Linked DNA regions of Homo sapiens: region 1 is linked to region 2. Evidence: chromatin loops called from intact Hi-C (ENCODE). Cell type or tissue: heart left ventricle. All regions are shown on one strand. Each heading gives the region's core, and the rest is flanking DNA. Links, peaks and the distances in the headings are about the cores only. Region 1 holds the start of PTTG1IP2 (PTTG1IP family member 2). Region 2 has its middle 22 kb from the start of CDK14.

Region 1 (4,398 bases), core at 107-4,106, 100 kb after region 2:
TCTGCAGTAGCCATTTCCTCTTCTCATCTTCGGAATAAGAAAAAGAATGGATACCCCCTCAACTTGTTTCTCTCCAGATTTGGGAGAATTAATAAAAATTATTGGATTATAGTAACTCACTAGTTACCTCTAAGGGAGAGTGGCAACATTTGGAGTCTTGCCATGCTGTGCTATTCTGTTCTGATCTAGAATCTTCCAGTTCTTTCCTTAGTTGCCACTTATTTTTTGCACTATGCCCCTTTGTTGTCTGGTTACTTTTAGTGAAGAAAATTCTCTAGGTTTCAGTATATTTTTTAATCCAGTCATTAGATTCTAGAAGATTAACCCAAAGTTGCATCAAGTGCTTTCTATAATTTCTTGAGATATTGATTACTAAGCTCTCAAATGTAAATGAACATCAGAGATAGAAGTCCTGGGGATCAAAACAACCTGCTTAGGGGGAGGTCTCACTTGATGTGCAATCCTTCACAAAGTCCTGTCTGTTGCCTGTCACTTAGGGCACAATCTGGGACATAGATGAGGATCTCGTGAAGGCTTAGAAGCCCCTTTTCAGTTTTGGAAGTGAAAAGTATCATGATGTCTAAGAAACCATATCCTTGTTAGATGGGAAGATTAAATGCAAGCACTAAGGGGAACTGGCCTGAGACTAAGATGCAAGCATTCAGGAGAGGCCCTTGGCAGGCAAGGTGTTTCCTTAGAAACATGGGCTCCAGTTGGCCAGCCCTAGAAGTGAGCTAGCTAGCAACAGAAACTTCCATCTTTGGAGATTATCTTAGATGTGATTTTTGATTTATTTTATTTGTTTTCTTTCTTTTTTCTTTTTTTTTTTTTTTTTGTTCTTCATCAGCATTTTGATAAAGTCTTAAGACGTGAAAAATTTCCGGTATGAGTCCAGTTTGCTAGGGAACAAAAGGAAGAATTTGTTTTTATGTTTGGGCCTATGCTTTCAGGTGCTGTTTGTTGGGAGAAGGGGCCAGGATGGCACTGGAACACTATTTCTCTTAGAGTATGTATAGAGGTGACCAAGAGGTTAAAAAAGAGAAATCTGTGGGAAAGATGAAACCAAAGAAAACAAGCTAGCTCTTTTAATTCAGCGTCGCCCCAACCCTACCCCCTCGAAGGAGATTCTTATTTCAGTGCAACGCTGAGAACTGTGGATTTGGTTTTAGTAAGGAAGACTGATTTGCTTACAGATACTAACATTCTTTTCTACTCTGGAAACCAGACAGCAGTAATTATTCTGTCTCATTGTCTTTGTAAAAATGGCAATCTTGGCTTTACAGGGCACTTTCCAAGTAATTCAAATTCTGTCTCTTATTTTGTCTATACGGTTCCAATTTAGGATACTTAAAACCTTATTTCCAGGTTCATGAATTTAACTCAGCATGACTTTTAACATTTCAAAATTTTTTCAATTTGGAAGGAAATCGAGAGAGGCCTCCAAACTGAAGTAATTTTTTTATGAAAAAGAACAAATAAAGCATTTTATTAACTAAGACCTTAAAAAACTTAAGAAAGAGGAACTATGACCATTGAGTGGGTCTGATTAGAACAAAACCCAATGGCTTATTCACAACAAAAAGCTTATATGTCATAGGTCATGCAGAAAGTGATGGGGGAGAAACCATGCTTTTCCTCAAATTTAAAACTTTGAATCTACCTTTCATATTTCAGATAAACCAAATTAATCTGAGTCCAATTTAACTGAGTTTCACCAAAACCATCTAGAACCTTTAAAATGTCTTCCCACCAACACCAAATGACAACTTTTGAGATGAAAATTCCAGTGCACCAGGATGGCACCATTAAAAGGAAAAAAAACGCTGGAGCATGTGGGGCACCCACCTCAGGACTCCAGATCACTCACCCTCTTCATTCCCATCTCTTGGTTTCTGATTGTTCCTGGGGCTGTGGATAAAACCATTCTCTGAGAAGCTGATAAGCAATTGGATGAGAAAGAGGGAGAGGAAAACTGGCAGGAGGATCTGGCCCCATGCCCGCAGCCAGCACATCTCTCTTCAGACCTGGTGACCCCAGCCACTGGGAACCTGGCAGGCACCAGCTACAGTGTTGGACACTGAGACCCGCCCAGAGACTGTGACCTACCACAGCCCTGGGTGCTGAAGCTGCCACTTGCAAGCCCTGGATGCCAGCATAATCAGCAGAACCTTAGAATCCCTAATGTTCTAGCCAGAATGTAGAATGTTCATAGTGCAATCCTCGTCGGCACTGGGTCCAGCTTCCTGGGCCCTGAATACCATGTACAGTTGGTCCACTGGACTTGACTGAGGTCTATTTCTCCCAAATCAACACTTTTCCCTACTACATTGTTGTTTTTTGGAGAAAGACCTGGATTCTAATTCTCACTACTTGAATATGTGTACAGAAGTTGCACTCTTCCATGCTGCCTTTTCTCTGATGTAAATGAACCTACCACCCACTGCACTCCATGGGAGTGGTTGTGCGATCAATGAGTGGTAAGGCCGTGAAACTCACAGCTCTGTAAACCCTTGGTCTTGTCCTTGACTAGCCTGGTGATCCTATTGACGTGCTCTAATGCAGTTTCCTAAAGGTAGGTATGTTTTGGGTAGTACATAAATGTCTTTTATTTTCATAGTTATGAATTTATTTTAATGCGTATTGGAAAAATATAACCAGTAGTTACAATGATGTAATAGCAACGATATATGCTTTTAAAATAAATCTGTGCAAAAAGGACAATTTTCAGAAATATAAATAGTACACAACTTAAAGGATATGGCAAAAATTGGGGAGGTGGTTCCAGAATGACTGAAATTTGAGCAATCTTGCCCCAGTATGTGTGGTTGGGGAGGGGTAGAGGTGGGTGATGAAAACTTGTCCTTGACCAGGAATTATCTTGTTTTGTTTTTCAAAAACGATCAGGTGGGAAGATCGCTTGAGCCAAGAAGTTCGAGGCTGCAGTGAGCTATGATCGCATCAGTGCACTCCAGTCTGGGCAACAAAGCAAGACCTTTTCTCTAAAAAAATTATTTAAAAAAATTTAAAAAACAAATGTTGCAGTTTTCCCATAGTATTCCTGGCATATTGATCTAGACTGCATCCTGAGGACTATGGGTCTAGTATGGACAATAAAGATGGAGGAGGAGAAGATGTGCAGAGTTCCAGGCTAATTTTTCTTCACCCATTTGCAATGCAGAGGACAGACAGAGGGTTATTAGCTATAATATAAAAAGTGCTTTTATAAATTGACAAAAAAAAGGACAAAAGATAAACAATAGGAAAACGGACAAGAGATGTGGAGAATCCATGGACAGAAAAGCAAATCCAAGTAGCCAATGAATATATGAAAAAAATAGTTTAGAAACACTAGTACTAGGAACTAGGAAATTATAAATTAAAACTAATAATGTAAACATCAGGTAGGCAAGCATTTAAAAAGAAAACTAAGATATCATTGGTGAAGTTGTGGGGGAAAAGGTACTATTATACTTTTTGGAGGAACTGTAAATTGTTACAGTGTCTTTAGAAAGCAAACTTGTTGCTTTCTAAAGCAGCCATTAAAATGAAAAATACATATATTCTATGTTCATATTGTTTCTTGGAGACCTGCCCCTCATTGCCTCTCAGTTCTCATGGTATGGGTGGAGTTCCAACTCCTACTTTGGAAGTAGGACATGAAAACTACACCTGAGCAAAGCAGGTCATAAAACTTCCCTGGCCACCATGCCTGGCTCAGGAGTGGGGCACATGACCTAGGTTGGTCTAATCCAAGTCAATCTCAGAGCTTTTGCTAGGAATGCTAGGATAAAGATGCTTGTCTTCCTCTGGATTCAAATTTGGAAGGACTTAGTCTCTGTAGCTGCTAAAAGCCATCATAAGTCTATGTGGGAGATGGGCACGTTGGCTCATGCCTATAATCCTAGTACTTTGGGAAGCTGAGGCAGGCAGATTGCTTGACTCCAGGAGTTCAAGACCAGCCTGGGCAACATTGTGAAACCCTGTCTCTACAAAAAACAAAACAAAACAAAACAAAACACAAAAAATTAACCAGCATGGTAGTGTGCACCAGCTACTCAGGAGGCTGAGGTGCAAGGATCACTTGAGCCCAGGAGGCAGAAGTTGCAGTGAACGGAGATTGCACCACTACACCCCAGCCTGGGTGACAGAACAAGACCCTGTCTCAAAATAATAATAATAAAAGAAAAAAAGACTATGTTGAATATGGCCATTAAAATGCCCATATCAAATTAAAATTGACTGATGGACTCAGCTGCTGTCCCTCAGATGTATCCACCATATTCATCTCAAGGCCATGCTTCCTACAAGCTACTCTCAGGCAAGACTAAACATGGGAAGGAGTACTAATATGGGATACTTTTAGTGGAAGATTTTGGCTTGAAAATTCCCCATCAAAGT
Region 2 (4,398 bases), core at 262-4,261:
TAGTTTGATATAATCCCATTTGTTTATTTTCACTTTTGTTGCTTGTACTTTGGGGGTCATATCCAAAAAGTAATTGCCCAAACCAATGTCATGGAGCTAAGTCCCTATGTTTTCTTCTAGTAGTCTTATATTTTCAGGTCTTATGTTTAATCTTCAATCCATTTTGAGTTGATTTTTGTATATGGTATGAGATAAGGGTCTAATTTTTTTCTTCTGCAATAGATATCCAAATATCCTAAAATTATTTGTTGATGAGACCATCCTTTCCCCGTCCCATTCATTCTTCAACTCTTTATGATTATCTTTCTTTCCCCTACTAAAACTGCTCTTGTTACGGGCAACCTAAGACTTCCATGGGACAAAATGCAAGAGATCTTTCTGTCTTCATTTCACCGTGTTCTTGTTGTGCATATGATACAGTTGGCCACCCCCTCCTTTAAAGTGCTCTTCCCTTGACTTCCATGAGGCTATATTCTAGTTTTCCACCTACCCAACTGGCTATGCATTTTCAGTTTCCTTTCTAGCTCCTTTGCTTCTATTAGACTTCTAAATGTTGGAGATCTTCTGATTCCTTGCACTTCTTCTCTTCTTTTACCCTCTCCCTAGATGCTCTCAATTATTCCTGTGGCTTTAAATGCCATGTAATTGCTGATAATTCCCAAATATATATATATGTATCCAAACTAAACATCTCCTTTAAACTCCAGAATCTCTTATCCTTATAGTTGAATCTCGACTATATATCTCAAACTTAACATGTCTGTACATGAAATATTGATGTACTCTTCTCATACAAAAAAATATGAATAAGGCAAAGAAGAATAGAAGAGGAAGAGAAAGAAAGAAGAAAAAGAGGAAAAAAGGAAGGGTCAAAGACAAAATCACAAGTTTGGTTTAAAGATCTAATTGACTTTTATTTGTGATTCCAGAATCAGGCAATCCCTATAAAATAGAATTGGTATTCCGAGGAGCTGAGCAGAAGAGATTGACTTTATAGGCTGAATAAACGAAACTGAGAATAAAAAGTGGATTGGTCATTTCATAGTTACTTTCTTTGTAAAGGTTAAAGCAGAAGTGACTTCTTTATCATGCTAGCTAAAACTGGCCTGTTTGGGGATTTGGCTATTATCTCTCTTTCCCCTGATTTCTCTGAAGTTCAGATAAACAGATTAATTTCAGCATGGTGGCTTGGAACTTCAGCACGAGTAACTCCATTTGGTTTGGTCTGTTGGGCTTAGTGCAGGAGTTAAGTCCAAACCAATGGCCTCTTGTACATTTTATTTACAGAAAGAAGAAAGAAAGAAAGGAAGGGAGGGAGGAAATAATATATGTTTTTGCTCTAGGCAAAAAATCTAGGCACCCCTTAGTCAACTATATTTAATCCATCAGCATACTGTGTCTAGCCAACTCCAAAATATGTCTCAGACCCATTACCTTCTGCGTATATCCACTGGCACTGCTTTAGACCACTATCTCTTATCTGGGCTACTACAATGTTCTCCCAACTGACCTCCCTGTCTCTGCTCTGAAACCTGCCCAGCTCATTTTCAGAACAGCCAAAGGTATTTTTTGAAACCATAAATCAGTTCATGTCACTCTCCTATTTGATGGTTCAACAACTCCCCATTGCACTTGGAACAAAATCCAAACACCTGATCCCCACTTAAGGCATGGTTCAGCCTTGCCTAAAGGCTTCACCTTGTGCACCCCTAGCCTATACTCATCCCCACCCTGGGGACTTTGTATTTGCAGGATCTTTCAACCTGGAATGCTCTCCTGTCTCTAATCTCCTCCCCCATTTGAATGACAGTTTCCTTTTCGTCCTTTGGGCTTCAGTTTAAATGTCCTCTCATAGAGCCTTGCTGGGCTATCCCTTTTAAAGCAGCCCTGCCCAGTTATTTTCTCACAAGGCCTTGTTTGTTTCCTTTCTAGTATTTGCCACAATTCTCATTACATATTTTTGTACATTTGCTTTCTTGACTCTCAGCCCCTGACTATTCTTATCTTATTCTGGGTAAGAGGATTGACATACTGGCTGAGATAAGACACTGGTACTGTAGCCATGCCCCTCCTTTCTCTCTTCTCTTAAAAGTCAGCCTGTCTATGAAGTCTTCATTTGTTTATGCACCCTTATCATTAGTTTCCCAAGAACAGGCCTGTGCTGGCTCGGTGCTGCCTGTGGCTGGGTGAGAAAGTCCAGCTAGGTCTGAACTATTAGGAAGCTCGCCATGACTGCAGCAGCTCCATCAGAAGAATATTCACATTTTGATCTAGATCTCAGTGGCTTTGGAGATGAGGTAGAGAAAAGATGGGTGCTATGTATTGACCCCCATAAACACCAGTATCTTTCCTGACATGAATCAAGATCTAAGTCTATGGCTTTTCTTTTCTTTTTTCTTTTTAGGTCTGTGGCTTTTCATTGTTTTTAAGCAACGCTATGCTTTCTTCAAAACATGTGTCTGTGAATCCCAATATGTGCAGAAAAAAAAGAGTAAAAATAAATGCAGAGATATTCTGATTACAGTGAGTTACTATATTATTACTTTTTATATAATTTATCATTCTTTCTGCAAGTCACTGAAATCCCATTAAAACTGAAAAACAATAAGGAAATTTCATTGGTTCACATAACAGAATATTTGGGGACTTATCTGGATCAGATAGAGGTTGATTTGGTCAAATAACCATGACTGGCACGCAGTTTCTTTCTCTTTCTTGGTCCTGCCAAGAACTTTGAGAAGCTCAAGATTGAAAAAAAAAATTGTAGTAGAAACCAATAGCGTTGGGTCACTTATATAATGTAATTGGACTATTTGTAACTAAAAGGATAAATGCTTGAAGGGATGCATACCATTCTCTATGATATGCTTGTTTCACATTGCATGCCTATGTCAAAACATCTCAAGTATCCTATAAATATATACACCTACTATGTACCCACAAAAATTAAAAAAAAAAAAATTAAGACACTTTTGCCTTTATGGTTGCAAGATGGCTACCAGAGGCTCCTGGTGCTACATCTCCACACTCATGTCCAGCAGCAAAGAAAGCGTCTCTCTGCCAATAACGGATATATTTAAAGCATGTATGCTTTCTTTCTCCATAGAAGCATGAGCATAATCTCTTGGACTGGACTATTTGCTTAACTGAACCAATCAATTCCTATAGCCAGGAGTATGGGATATACTGATTGGCCTAGGTCAGCAATCAGGTCTTGTTCATGGAGCTGACATGGGCTCAATCATAAAAGCCAGATAATTGGGAATGAGCTGGGGGTACTCTTGCTGAGGGAAGCGAGGAACAGATGCTGAACAGAGGTAACCAGTCAATGTCTGTATACGTGTGGAAAGAGAAACCTGAATCCCCACATGCCTGATATACCATGTACAGCCCCTCCATACAGAATCAGCCTTTTGTAACTCTCCTCTCTATCTTCAAGAGTATTTGTGATCTTTCTTTCTTCCTTTACTCCTTATGGTCTTTCTTTTTCTTTCTTCTTCATCCTTTCTCTCCTTATTTCTTTCTCTTTTTATTTCTTTTTTAAAATTGAATTGGCCAGGATTATAAAACATCTGTGCACAAATGTTGCTGTCTTATTTATAGTGCCCTAAAGAAGCTTTATTTTTTATTGTATTTTATTTTATTTTATTTTATTTTATTTTATTTTATTTTACTTGATTTCTTGAGACAGGGTCTCACTCTGTTACCCAGGCTGGAGTGCAGTAGCATGATCATGGCTCACGGTAGCCTCGACCTCCTGGGCTCAAGTGATCATTCCTGCCTCAGCTTCCATCGTAGCTAGGACTACAGGCACACATCACCACACATGGCTAACTAAAGAAGCTTTTGAAAGAGTTGAAAGTTTAAGAAAATATGTGCTAAAAATGGGAGGAGAAAAAAAGCCATCCCACAGGACAATGTAGGAGATCAGCCTCAACATTTATCCACAGTGCCAAGGTGCTATAGCACCAAATGAGTGAAGTCTACAGATCAGCAGTCTTCAGGCAGAGGAGGGAAGGTATGTGGAGTTTTCCTAAGGGGTAAGTGGGCATGGATAGTTTCAAAGGAATAGGTTTTCTGATAAGCTTGTCCTGTGGTCATCATCGGGCTGTTCTCCTTTCCTATCTCCCCTGCCCAATCATCTTGCTTTTATCACTTGATAATATAGAAAGGCATACCTCACACTCATCCCAAGCCTACGAATGCATTGCCTCAGGTGCAAAAACCTCTAGAACACTCAAAAAAGGGGAAAAAATGATTGCAATGATGGGATAATTAATCCTGTTGCAAGTTAGATGGATTCTAATTCTCTGCTTTTCACCAAAGTGAAAGACTTCTAATCAAGTCCACAGAGGAGAGATCACTAAAAACCATCTTGATGATAGATTACCATATAAT

What was found. A loop is a pair of places that touch in the nucleus more often than their neighbours do. Peaks named below come from ENCODE experiments on the same cell type or tissue, not always from the same donor. Only the 100,000 strongest peaks of a DNase experiment are listed, where the experiment ranks them.
Region 1: it touches region 2 in a loop (8-fold over the local background); 1 of 110 quality-filtered maps calls a loop at or near these places.

What each region holds. Positions count from the first base shown.
Region 1 is chr7:90,467,401-90,471,798 of GRCh38, reverse strand. PTTG1IP2 (PTTG1IP family member 2) reads right to left here and starts at 2,160. Exons shown (of 7, transcript NM_001365443.2): 1 at 1,868-2,160. The coding sequence starts at 2,012. In heart left ventricle, for the core only: no CTCF peak of the experiment used is centred there; a DNase peak (open chromatin) is centred at 2,068.
Region 2 is chr7:90,572,076-90,576,473 of GRCh38, reverse strand. No RefSeq gene overlaps it. Among named protein-coding and RNA genes, the nearest start is that of CDK14, 22 kb to the left of the region's middle. In heart left ventricle, for the core only: no CTCF peak of the experiment used is centred there; a DNase peak (open chromatin) is centred at 2,180; H3K27ac peaks cover 1,201 bases.